Regions from separate parts of the Homo sapiens genome. Here regions 2, 3 and 4 are each linked to region 1. Evidence: chromatin contacts called from ENCODE Hi-C or POLR2A ChIA-PET data. All regions are on one chromosome and are shown on one strand. Each heading gives the region's core, a stretch centred on a gene start or an enhancer-like site at or near the end of the contact. The rest is flanking DNA. Distances are from core to core; before and after follow the strand shown. Region 1 holds the start of AIFM1 (apoptosis inducing factor mitochondria associated 1). Region 2 holds the start of SLC25A14 (solute carrier family 25 member 14). Region 3 has its middle 25 kb from the start of BCORL1. Region 4 holds the start of RBMX2 (RNA binding motif protein X-linked 2).

Evidence for each region. A loop is a pair of places that touch in the nucleus more often than their neighbours do. ChIA-PET counts read pairs that join two places held with the same protein, here RNA polymerase II (POLR2A). Pooled maps may share reads with other maps.
Region 2: a loop to region 1 is called in a map of spleen, with 9 times the contacts of the local background. The contact joins the promoter of SLC25A14 here to the promoter of AIFM1 in region 1. A Hi-C loop is called at or near these places in 1 of 168 maps with a recorded cell type or tissue (spleen) and 9 of 50 pooled maps. POLR2A ChIA-PET finds 5 or more read pairs at or near these places in 4 of 52 experiments (PC-3, WTC11, activated T-cell and 1 more).
Region 3: a pooled map shows a loop between it and region 1 (5-fold over the local background). The contact joins the enhancer-like site here to the promoter of AIFM1 in region 1. A Hi-C loop is called at or near these places in 1 of 37 single-sample maps with no recorded cell type and 5 of 50 pooled maps. POLR2A ChIA-PET finds 5 or more read pairs at or near these places in 1 of 52 experiments (naive thymus-derived CD8-positive, alpha-beta T cell).
Region 4: a loop to region 1 is called in a pooled map, with 6 times the contacts of the local background. The contact joins the promoter of RBMX2 here to the promoter of AIFM1 in region 1. A Hi-C loop is called at or near these places in 1 of 37 single-sample maps with no recorded cell type and 8 of 50 pooled maps. POLR2A ChIA-PET finds 5 or more read pairs at or near these places in 2 of 52 experiments (IMR-90 and activated CD8-positive, alpha-beta memory T cell).

The regions. Positions count from the first base shown.
Region 1 is chrX:130,164,519-130,167,320 of GRCh38, forward strand. It overlaps AIFM1 (apoptosis inducing factor mitochondria associated 1), which reads right to left and starts at 1,323. Exons shown (of 16, transcript NM_004208.4): 1 at 1,033-1,323. The coding sequence starts at 1,138. It also overlaps a transcript of RAB33A not described here. RefSeq lists an enhancer at 972-1,311.
Region 2 is chrX:130,338,548-130,341,525 of GRCh38, forward strand. It overlaps SLC25A14 (solute carrier family 25 member 14), which reads left to right and starts at 1,372. Exons shown (of 11, transcript NM_001282195.2): 1 at 1,372-1,429; 2 at 1,560-1,806. The coding sequence starts at 1,732. RefSeq lists an enhancer at 1,004-1,577 and a silencer at 1,390-1,599.
Region 3 is chrX:129,955,639-129,958,821 of GRCh38, forward strand. No RefSeq gene overlaps it. Among named protein-coding and RNA genes, the nearest start is that of BCORL1, 25 kb to the right of the region's middle. Within about 2 kb of position 1,838, at least 24 of the 41 ENCODE cell types and tissues checked have a DNase peak (open chromatin) inside an H3K27ac peak, as active enhancers do.
Region 4 is chrX:130,400,666-130,403,628 of GRCh38, forward strand. RBMX2 (RNA binding motif protein X-linked 2) reads left to right here and starts at 1,322. Exons shown (of 6, transcript NM_016024.4): 1 at 1,322-1,372; 2 at 1,590-1,705. The coding sequence starts at 1,368.

The sequences.
Region 1 (2,802 bases), core at 73-2,572:
TAGGGGTGGACATTGAAGGATTACTGATTTTTTTTTCAAAGCAACTCCTACAGGTGGATCATTCATTGCCCCCATGAAGTAACGCAGTACGAAAAGAAGCAGGCTCAAGCCATGCTCAGATAAATTCACGGATATCTGATGTACAATGGGCTAATTACTGGGAAGAGACCCGAATTCATTCTTAACTTTTTGAGGTCAACTTTAGGAAGCAGTATGGAGTTGCAGCGAAGGGATTAAGGACCTGGAGGCTAGCAAACTATCCTTAGCTCTACCTATTAATTAACTATGTGACCTTTGGCAAGTAATTTCACCTCTCTGTGCCTCAGTTTATTATCTATAAAATGAGTGGGTTGACCTTTACCACAAAATCCCTTCCAGCTCTAAAATTTGATGAAACAACTTAATGGAGAACAAAATACAATGCGTTCTGCAAACTGTTTCTTTGAAGCCTTAAAGACCACCAAGAAGTACACGGCTCAGGCATCTCCAATTAAGTCTGGGCCAATTCTCTGGGTGTCTGGTACACAACCAACCGACTCCTTACTTGCCCTGCACCGTTTCTGTTTCACTGGGCATTCAAATCCATGGATCTCATCTGTGGTTTGGAAGGCTGAGCAGATAACACCCTCATTTACACAAGAAACTTAGGCGTAGGGCTTAAACGTCCTGTTTAAAGTCTCAATCGGTAAATGACAAAGTCTACTTGACCTCATTGCTCTAAAAAGGGGGGTGGGGGGTGGGGATGCCGGGGAGGCGCCGACAGCCAGTTGTTCTGGGATCCCTGAACAGCAAACGCTCCCGGGAAAAGGCCTCAAGCCGACTACTGGGTTCAAATCTCTTGAAGGTCAGGTCGGCATGGCTGAGCCAATTCCTCCGCTTGCAAGACTCAGGGTTCGGAGTCTGCCAATTTGGAATTCACGTGACTATGTGTTAAGTTTCTCGCGGGGACGCGGGGGTAGAGGGCTGCAAGGCACAGGGAGCCTAAGGCGCCAGGCCCTCGGACTTGGAGGTTGCCTGGAATGGGTCAGTCACCTGGGAGCCGGTTCCTCTGCCTCGGGCTTCGGACGCACACGGTCCGCACCAAGGGCACCAGCTTCTGCTTCAAAGCACCCGCCGCCAGGCCTCCACACCGGAACATTTCGGCGACCGCTATTCGGGACCTCCTCCTTCCCTTTCCTCTCACGCACGACCGACGGGTCAAACACCGTGAGCCCCGGCCAGCTCCCCCAGTCTCTTCACACGCACATTACGCAGACTCCTCCTCCCAGCTCCGGGTGGGCATTGGACAGAGAAGCCGGCCTGCTAGAGCCGGGGAAGGGGAACGGCGACCGGAGGCCTACTGCGCAGGCGTAGCACTCGCTGCCGCATTGCGATTGGTCCGCACGGCGAGAGGATTTGCGCATGCACTAGCTGGCCGCAAGCTCGCAAAGACGCTGGCTCTAGGTAGCCGGTTTTCGCGAGTTTGTGGCACAGTGTTGGACTGAACGAGTTAAGGAACCTGTTCAAGGAGGGACTCGTGGGGCCGCTTTGATTGGCGGTTGTGCCTGGTGCTGCCGCTGTGTTGGTGACGAGAACTGATAACAGCATCTCACAACAGCGTAGCCCCGGCATCGCACTTTGTTTTTTGGTTTTAGGACACCAGTTACTTGATACCGAAGCCTTCCTGATTCTTTTGCAGTGATCCAGATCCAGTTTTTCCATGAGTCCGAGGCGCGGAACCTGGCTTCCCAGATCCGGCGTGTACTTCCATCTTTTACCAGTTGCCGGCTCTTTCCCACCCAACCCGTTTCCTGGACAAGTAATTCTGCGCTCTTCTTCCCGCCTGTCACCTTTATTTATTAGTTCAGTTGTGTGTCCTAGATGCTGTATACCAGGTGCTACAGATACACACAGTCTCCTGCTGTGGTTTCTGTGCTTGGGAGCAGGATGTTAGCAAAAAGCGTTCGTGCTTCTCGGACTTTCTGGGAAGAGAAGTCTGCTAAGCAGAACTTTCAGTTATGGGAGTAGGGTGAGGGGCTGAGTGTAAATAAGTGTTTTGACTCTGCCAGATATAAGCTAAATTGGAAATAATGTTTTGGCTGCATGCAGAACATACAATGTGCCTGTTTCAAAGATTCAGCTTACATATTCATTTAACAAGTATTTATTGAGCACTTACCTCTTGGATTGTACTATAAAAGGGGCTCTGTTGGGTATGAAAAGTACGGATGGTCCCCGACTTACCCCTCACAATGGTTCGACTTACAATTTTTCGACTTTATGATGGGTTTAATGAGACCTAACCCCATGTCAGTCGAGGAGCATCTGGACTTAAGCATGGTTCAACTTACGGTTTTTTGACTTTATGATGGGTTTATCAGGGTATTAAATGCAGTTTCGACTTAACGATATTTTCAGTTTACAATGGGTTTATTTGGACATAGCATCTATATAGGAAGTGGCCACTGTCTAGTTGGGGAGATGACATATACCGGTCATTGAAATAATATCTGGTGTAGTGCCGGACAGAGCAAGAGAGAAGACTATGGGATGGAATCACTATGGTAGAACTTCGTGTAAGAAGTTATTTGAGTTGTGTCTTGAAGGATGAGTAGTAAAATTCAAACAGTAGAGGAAAAGGATTGATATTTCAGATGGTGAATACTTTCGGACCAAAGATAACATTTTTCATTGTTAAACATGTTGACCTTGGATCCAGACCAACCCACATTGAATCCTGGCTCTGCCACCTGGGCAAGTCACTTAATTGTGCCTCATTTTCCTCATCTACAAATCTCAGGAGGGTGTTCGGAAGACTAAATG
Region 2 (2,978 bases), core at 122-2,621, 170 kb after region 1:
ACTTGCACTGACTTTTCCTTATAACACATAAGCAATAAACCCTATTATTGCGTACTCTCGCGTGATTAGGGAACGTTGTTAAGAGGCTCAAAAATCGGACGTCATAGCTCAAAAATCGGACGTCATAGCACATTGGCTAATGGAATCACCCAGGGGCTTTGCGGTTTCCCCTTCCAGCAGCCAGAGGGGCCAGAGTCGGAAGCTGGGGGTCGGACTCTTGGCATCTTCTGGTGGATTATGAGGTTTGGATTAACTGGGATTTCCCGTTGGTGTTTTTCTGCCTCATCTGTTTAGCTTTTTGTGGTCCCCTTTTTGGTATCCAACTTGCTCTTTCTTAAGTGAAGTTTCTGATTAAAGCAAGAGCTTCGAGTAAGGGGTCTGACCGTAATTTTTCACTGGTTAATGTCTGACGTCCAGTAGGTGCTGTCTGGATCATTCTCCGTCCCTCCCTCCCTTCTTTCCCTCCCCCCCTTCCTTTCTCTCCCTTTCTCTTTTCTTTCTCTCTCTCCCTCCCTCCTTCCTTTCTCTTTCTCTCTCTCTCTCTTTCTCTCCTTTCTTGGATGGAGTCTTGCTTTGTCACCCAGGCTAGAGGGCAGTGGCGTGATCTCAGCTCACTGCAACCTCCACCTCCGGGGTTCAAGTGACTCTCCTGCCTCAGCCTCCCGAGTAGCTGGGACCACAGGTGCGTGCCACCACACCCAGCTAATTTTTTTGCATTTTTACTAGAGACGGGATTTCACCATGTTGGCCAGGCTGGTCTCAAAACTCCTGGCATCAAGTGATGCGCCCGGACCCTCAAAGTGTTGAGATTACAGGCGTGAGCCACCGCGCCTGGCCTTGAACTTTATTTTCTCATTGAGCCCAGGCACCTCACTAAATTCGGCTCACCCCTATGTCTCACTTTCCTACTTTTGTTTTGAAGCCTTTGCCCCACCCCCTCCACGTTGCCGCCTTTTTCGTACTGAGCGCGCAGGGCACTACGCCCACCACTCCCCTTGACCCACTCCTCAAGCCCTGATACCGGGGCGAGGCCCCTTCCTTTTCTAGTCCTTCTACGCGCCAGGTGGGTGGGTTTCGCGGTGACGAGGCGACACCTCTTTCCCCTCTGGCGAGCACGTTAACTGGGGAAGCTACCAAATTCTCACGCCTTAGCTGCCCTGCCTCCACCTCCCGCAAGTCCGGTTGCCCCTCTAGGCTTCTGCGCCTGCAGTGGTTCCGACCCTCGCCTTTAGAACTCTGCCGCTTCCGCCTCTTATTTCGCGCCTTTGTTTTTAGTTTTGGAAGGGGCGGAGTTGAAATGGCTGCGCCGCGGTTGCCGAAGCAACGCTTTGGTTACTTCCGTTGGTTTCAATGCTTCCGGGTTGGCGCTGCAGTGGCGTTTCCGACTGTGGGAGCCTCAGCTTCCCAGTCGTCCGATGAGCCCGAGCAGGTGAGGGGGAGCTCCTGGACTTCCAGGCTGGGGAGCGGGGCTGGGCCGCGCCAGGCCGCGCGGGGCCGGGCTGGCCTGGTTCCCGGCCTGGGAGGGGCTTAACGGTCCTCTGGTCTCTCTCTCCCCTCAGCTGAGTCCCTTCCCTGTCTTTCACTCTTCTGGCATCGGTGGTTTTACTTCTTCGATTGAACCCTGCTTCCTCGACCCCCCTGGGAGGCCGCCTTCTTCAGGCGCCTCCCTTCTCTCCACGAGCTCGCTCTGACAGCTGAGGAACTGGCAAGATCCTGCTACCCAGAGGGTGAATGGGTATCTTTCCCGGAATAATCCTAATTTTTCTAAGGGTGAAGTTTGCAACGGCGGCCGTGATTGTAAGCGGAGTAAGCAAACACCTCCATTGTATTAGTGTAAGGGATACTGTTGAAAGATGCTCCCCTTCGGTTTCTACCCCCTGTCACTCCTGAGGTCAAGGCATTGAAGGCATCTATTAAAATGCAGTTCAGTTACTTGATTGGCATGACAGCTGTTATCAACATGAATTAGTTTCTCAGACAGGATAACAGCAGGGACATTTATGGTTTCCTGTCAGTGATTCCTTGTTGTTGTTGTTTTTCCCCCCAGCCTAGAGATGCCTAGCGTTATCATGAACTCTTCCCTCGTCTTCATTCCCTACATCATCGAGTTCTTTGTGTCTTCATTGGGGAAGTCTATCTCTAACCTCAGTGCCAACAAGCATCTTTGTCTGCTGTACTTTGCACCATCCTAAGCTAGTCTCCCTGCCTCTCCCGTTTGTAATGTAATCCACTGTGTTTGCTGCAGCCCTAATAGGCTAAAATGTGGTGGATTTCCTCAAGTCACTTCGTTGTTAAACACACACACACAAAACATGCAGCCCCCTCCTACACCCCCTACCCCCACCCCTTGGTTTCAAGCCTTTCAACATAACATGCTCCTTATCACACTTCTTGTCTGATACTGTTTCAGTCAACAAGGGAATTCTCTGTTCCAGTTAGGTTCCTTTCTTCTTGGCACAAACCATACTGATGCCTGCTTCTACATGCTGTGCTTGTTCCCACATTTGTGTTTCTGTTCATTCTCTCTTCCCTGCCCCTCTCCCTTACCTGCACCTAACCAGGTTGTACCTACCGTCTCTCAAGGTTCAATTTAGGTTCTCTCACCTCGGCAATTTTCAAATTAGTCAATCCCATGCTGGTTGTAGTCTTTTCTATGCTCCTCTTGCTCTTAAAGTTTGTACTACACAGTTTAGTACTTAATTTTTCTCTAACGCACTACTTTGATTTCTTCCACCAGATTATAAGCTCTTGAAAGGCAAGTACTGTATTTCGTACTTTTTTCTCTGTCCCATCTCATTGGTTATTCAGAAAAGACAGGTTGAGTGGTAAATATTGTCTTGGTGCTAGAACGAATATCTGTGTTTTTCAAATATGATTATACCCAAAGTGCATTGCAGGTTTGGGCATTTAGCATGCCTTCAATAAATATCTGCTTGGCTCTCCATTGTTACCTTCTGAATCTGAGAATCTCTAATTTC
Region 3 (3,183 bases), core at 588-3,087, 210 kb before region 1:
CAAAAAACATGTTTTTGAGAATTAGCTGGACATGGTGGCGCGCACCTATGGTCCCAGCTACTTATGAGGTTGAGGTGGAGGGATCGCTTGAGCCCAGGAGGTCAAGGCTGCAGTAAGCCATGATCGCTCCAATGCACTGTAGCCTGAGCAACAGAGCAAGAGACCCTGTGGAAAGAAAGAAAGAAAAAGACAAGAAAGGAAAGACAAGAAAGAAAAAAAGGAAAAGAAAGAAAGAAAGAGAGGAGGAAGGAAGGAAAGAAGGAAGGAAGGAGAAAAGAAAATGGCTGGAAGTCTGGATTCCTAATTTCTATCATTCAACAAAGAAACATTTATTGTCTTCTATGTGCCGGGCACTTTAGTAGACACTGAGGTGAGATGATAAATATTGAGACCCTATCTCCATCATTGAGGTACTCCTAATCTAGCACAGGTGATGAAAACACAGTCAAATAGCCCTAGGGCAGTGTGCCATCAGAGAGAATAATGGAGGCTTGCTAAAGTAGCACTCAGCTAGTGGGGTGGGGGTCTGAAGAGACTTGGTGAGGGACACGGTTGCTTAATTGAGTCTTAAGCATCAACCCTGCTCCCATTCCCAAGCTGTGTTTTGTTACCATTTTTTTTAGATAGGGTCTTGCTATGTTGGCCAGGGCAGTCTCGAACTCCTAGCCTCAAGCAATCCTCTCGCCTCCGCCTGCCAGTGTTGTGATGACAGGCGTGAGCCACCGCGCCTGGCCTCAAACTGTTTTAAACCTCTATTCCTAACTCCCTGTGTGAGCTCAGCAAAATATTGGGCTCTCTGGGCAGCCTCGGTTTCTTTCATCTTCAGAATGGGGGCAGTAATCTCTGAAGTGGGCCCGAGTGTGCTGTGTGCTCTATCTCCCATCTCGCCTGGTCCTATGTCTAACATCAACCCCCATGCGAGGGCATAAGACCAATTTCCTTAAGATACAACGCAAACATGTGGCAGAGCTGAAGAGTACGGAATAATGAGAGATGGAAGGAGTGGAAGCGAGATGGGGTTTCGCGCAAGGGGTGTGGCCCCAAAGGAAGGTGCGGGAAAAGGTAGGGGTTAAACCTCTATTCGGATTTAACCACCTTCCTGGATTTAACCATCTTTCCAAAGCTTCTCCTCTCTAACGTTGAAGCGGGAGCTAAGTAGCAGCAATGGGTTCCCTCCCCACCTCCCCCCCACCCCCGCAACCTTATGCAGCCGATCTTAAGGACCAGGTACTGAGGAATGGGCTGTCCTTTCCGACCTGCACCCCTCAACGATTGGGATCGCTTTAGTTTCTCCCTGGAGTCGAGCATTTGCCTGCACTTAAAAAAAAAAATCCCAAACCTGGACCCCCTTTGGGGAGGGGGTTAACAGTTTCCTTAAGTTTTCTCTAGTCTGAGTAAAGAAGGACTTCCTTCTACTCGTCCTCAACTATCCCCTGGGGCTTCAGCGGGGCGCGAGAGCTCGGGTCTGGGCCGGGGGCCGAGCAGGCTGCGCTGCCCCTCCAGGATTTCCTGCACTCGACGCGGCGAGGCCGGCTCGAACTTCGGCCTCCGACGAAGGCAACTCCGCTTCCCTTTAAAATGCAGCAACTCCCGGCCCCCGCCCCCGCCCCTCGGGCCGCCTCCTCCCCCTCCCCCTCCGCCCCTGCCCAGGCCCCGGCTCCTCCCCGAGCCCTCGGCGTGGGGGCCTCCTTGCCACCTGCCCGCTGCCCATCCCACATGCAAAGCGTGACCGCCGGGGAAGGAAGCCGAGCGCGCGCGCCCACACCGGCCCTGCGCCGCGGCGACAGCGAGCAGCTCGCCTACTCCGTCCGTCTGCGCTTACCCAGCATGCACTTCCAGGCCCTGAGCTATCTCGGAGCCGCAGCCCCGGGGTCAGAGCGGCCGGAAGAAACAGGAAGTTTGGGACGGTCCTAGTCGTGGGGCCGGGAGTCCTAAAAGACAGGCCCTGAACTCCGTGCTGCCTCTCCCTTCCCCCGCTCCCTCCCTCTGGCGGACTTCCCTGGGGTCCGTTTCGGGGGCTGGCCTGAACTCCGAAAATCCAGATGTGTTTGGGGGTCATTCAAGGCACACTCCCAGGGTTCCCTTCGCGGTAGCATCTCCTGGCTTTATGGATCGAGGGGTGGGAGGAGGAGGGAGTGCTCCCGCCCTGGTGGGGTGGTAGTCCCCGAGGGGGCGTTGTCTTCTGCCCGCCGAGAGGGGGAAGGACGCTAGATTGGGGTGGAGGTTGGGGGGCTGGAGATTTGTCTCCCACGGCCAATTCCTGGGCGGATAGGGCAGTGGTTAGAACCTATGGCGGAGTCCGGACTTACTGGCTCTCCTTCCCACTGCCAGTTAGCTTTGCTCTAATCTGCCCTCCACATTGACTTAGGCTGCCCCATTACCCTCAGCACTATCTCACAGACCTGCGCTGCTGCTCACCAGGGGCACCGGGCAAGGGAGCCCCATTCCTAGTGCAGAGAACACAAAGGGCATGCCCTGTTGAAAGTGATCTCCATTCGCACACCCCTTTGGCCAGGCAGGAAGGAGTGGACTCTCACTTCCCTTGGCTTCCCTCTCAGTCCCCACCCTACCTCAGCGTTAGCTAAACCACTGACCCAAGCAACCTCAACTGTCCCCACACGAGCCTCTCGCTGGCCAGTAGCTGAAAGGAGTGTGGGTCATGGTTGATCCCAGTGGGCCATTTTGATCCCAGTATGCCATCTGGCCAATCCTTTTCGGCTTGTGCAGACTAGCCGTTTGGGTGGACATACTCATTCTATAGCTTCACACTCCCAGCCAGGGACTTTTCCCTTCCCGCTCACTAGAGGTTTCCAAGTTCTCCTTGATGTAGTCGACTCATTGCATCTTCCTAGATTTGCTGAGAGGAGGTGGTGGGGAGTGAAGAACTAGGAAGAATATTTTGGAGGTGGAAAACTGTAGATGAAAACTCATTGGCTGTAGAATGAATGTAATGATTGTAAAGTGAGACTGTCATGGCCATCACAGACATTCCCAGGCAGAATTAATTGGGCTTTCCCCTGCGCTCCCATAGATTAGGATTTATACCTCTATTATCACATTGTATTGTAATTATTTGTTGACATGTTTCTCTCCCCCATAGATGGGGAGCTCCTGGAGGGCAGAGACTATGCCTTATTTATCTGTAGACCTCCCTGCACAGATCCTTGCTTACAAAAGAGATAT
Region 4 (2,963 bases), core at 72-2,571, 240 kb after region 1:
TACTCCTGTCTACAGACCTTAGCTGTACAGGACAAATCTAGATGTTCAGTAAGGACTGATTAAATCAACCTGACCTGACGGGTGCAGGTAGAGTACCTTTCAAGTTAATTTATTCCTTTGAGCCTCATTTCTTCCTCTACAAAATGAGGGTGGAAATTTTTTTTCTTTTCTTTCTTTTTTTTTTTAAATAAAAAGGAGTCTCACTCTGCTGCCCAGGCTAGAGTGCAGTGGTGCGATCTCAGCTCACTGCAATCTCTGCCTCCCAGGTTCAAGTGATTCTCCTGCCTCAGCCCCCTGAGTAGCTGAGATTACAGGCGTGTGACACCATGCCTGGCTAATTTTTGTATTTTTAGTAGAGACAGAGTTTCACCATCTTGGCCAGGCTGGTCTTGAACTCCCGACTTCAGGTGATCCACCCGTCTTAGCCTCCCAAAGTGTTGGGATGACAGGCATGAGCCACCACACTTGGCCCCCCTTTTTTTCCCTTTATTTTAGAGACAGGGTCTTGCTATGTTGCCCAGGATGGTCTCGAACTCCTGAGCTCAAGCAATCCTCCTACCTCAGCTTCCCAAAGTGCTGGGATTACAGGCTGAGCTGCTGTGCCCGGCTAGGGATTGTAATTTTCTCTGCTTTATTGGGTTGTTGTGAGGGTGGAGAGACAATACATGTAAATTGCTTAGTACATACTCTAGCATCGTATAGTACATCATCTGCTCAATTGTTAGCTATTAATTTAACAATATTAATTTCTGCCTCCTGCTCAACTAGGAGAGAGCCTATGGAAAAGAGTAAGTGCAGCAGTTCTCATGCAAATGTGTAGGTATTCGATTCAGCCTATAGAAGCACACTGGTCTGTTGCCTATGTATTGGGATAAGGACAACAGAAGATTTACCTTTTCACCTATCTTCTTCACTTTTCTGCCATGACAGGGATGCTTTGATGGGTCTGTGCTTTAGCAACTGACTAGGAGCGAAGGTCCAAGTGGGACTCTGGACTGGGAGCGAGGGCTGAGACTAAAGTCGCCACATCAGGCTGCTTGTTCCGTTCACTCAGCAAATATTTATAGCTAATCTAACCAGTTTCAGATATCGTTCAAGAGGTGGGGGTCCTGCAACAGCCCAGGCTTGTGCCTTTACCCCATTTCACAGAGAAGAAAAAGCGAAAAACTAGAGAAAAACCACCTCTCCAAGAGGTAACCGCACGCAGCGCGGAAGGCTGCTAGTGCGCAGGCGCCACGCCCCGGTACGCCCCGGCTCTTCCGGCGCGAGGTCACCGAATCGACTGGCCACTGGCGCCGGGGCCGCGCATGCGCTGCGCTGCCTTTCCCGGGCGCTGATTCCTGAGTGCTGAGCGCGAACCCGAGGAGATGAAGTAAGGCGTCAGCTTCCTTTTGAGGAAGGAGCAGCGGGCCACTGGGGGTGGTCCACCGGGACTGGTGTGGTAGAGCGTCTGCGGGGCCGAGGGGCGGGAGCGGCGCGGGGACTGGAACAGCTCGTCCCCTAGTTTTGCTCTTCCTCAGCTCCGGCCGGTTCGCACTTACTTGTCTGCTTTTCTGCCTACCCTCCCCACCCCCCCCGCCACCGTGAAGCCCTTTAACTAAGGTGAAGCTGATCAACGAGCTGAATGAACGAGAGGTCCAGCTTGGGGTGGCCGATAAGGTGTCCTGGCACTCCGAGTACAAGGACAGCGCCTGGATCTTCCTGGGTGAGGTCCACATCTTTCTTCCTCAGTGCTCTCCAGATTCTCCTGCTCGGTTTCCGACTATTTCGGCATTTTCACCCTTCACTCCTGCTTACATTCATCGCCCACCTTCATATCCATCTGCTGTCTGCCCGGGAATCCGTGTTACATCTCTTTTCTGCCCCATTTTTAGTTTTCCTTCCCTGCCAAATCAGTGCTCATGAGAGTTACTGTTTGCCATTTGCTGTGCTAAGGTTCAGGGACTGTTGTTATTTCTCTCTCACCCTCTGACCCATTATACTGCTGAGGAAATTGGGGTGCAGAGAAGTTAAGGGACTTCCTTAAGGTCACATAGCTAGTAAGCGCAACAGGCAGAACTATAGCATTCTAGAACTCTTGGTCTTAGCCACAGCTCCATATTGCTACCACCACCCTCCCCCATTCCCCTTCCCTTCCAGAATTCACTTTGCTCCTCTAGCTCCTGCTTTCTAGTCCATGGCCACGTTACCATTACTGTATTCACTTTATATCACAATCAGTAATTGTACAAGTTTGATGCTTCAAAGAGGTTATTGTACCAAACATTGTGCTAAGCACTTTATATACATCGTTTTATTTAACTCTTATAATAATCTTGCGAGTTACGTGCTAATATCCCCATCTTACAAATGAGGAAATAAATATTTGGAGGGGAAATTATTCCCTAGGAAATGCTTAACAGTGTCTTTATAACCTTTGTCTATGTGTAGGTGGGGTTAATCATGACATATGTAGACTGATTTTGTATCATAGCTGTAAATTTGTGGGTAATGAGCAGATGAATTCAACATGTTTGTGGAAGCAGAGGTTTGTGATGGAAACTATCTGCTTTGTCCATAGGATTTTGGGTGGCAGGAGGACTGAGTGATCAGATTAGTTTCGTTAGTGGTGACCCCGACTTCCACTCAAAATTAATTACTCCTTTTTCTGTACTACTGGCACCTTACATGTACTTCTGTCATTGAGTCAGACTTAATTTCTTTCTTTCTTTCTTTTTTTTGAGCTGGAGTTTCACTCTTGTCGCCCAGGCTGGAGTGCAATGGCACGATCTCGGCGCACTACAACCTCTGCCTCCTGGGTTCAAGCGAGTCTCCTGCTTCAGCCTCCTGAGTAGCTGGGATTACAGGTGCCCGCCACCTCACCTGGCTGATTTTTTTTTGTATTTTTAGTAGAGCCGGGGTTTCGCCATGTTGGACAGGCTGGTCTCGAACACCTGACCTCAGGTGATCCACCCTCCTCAGCC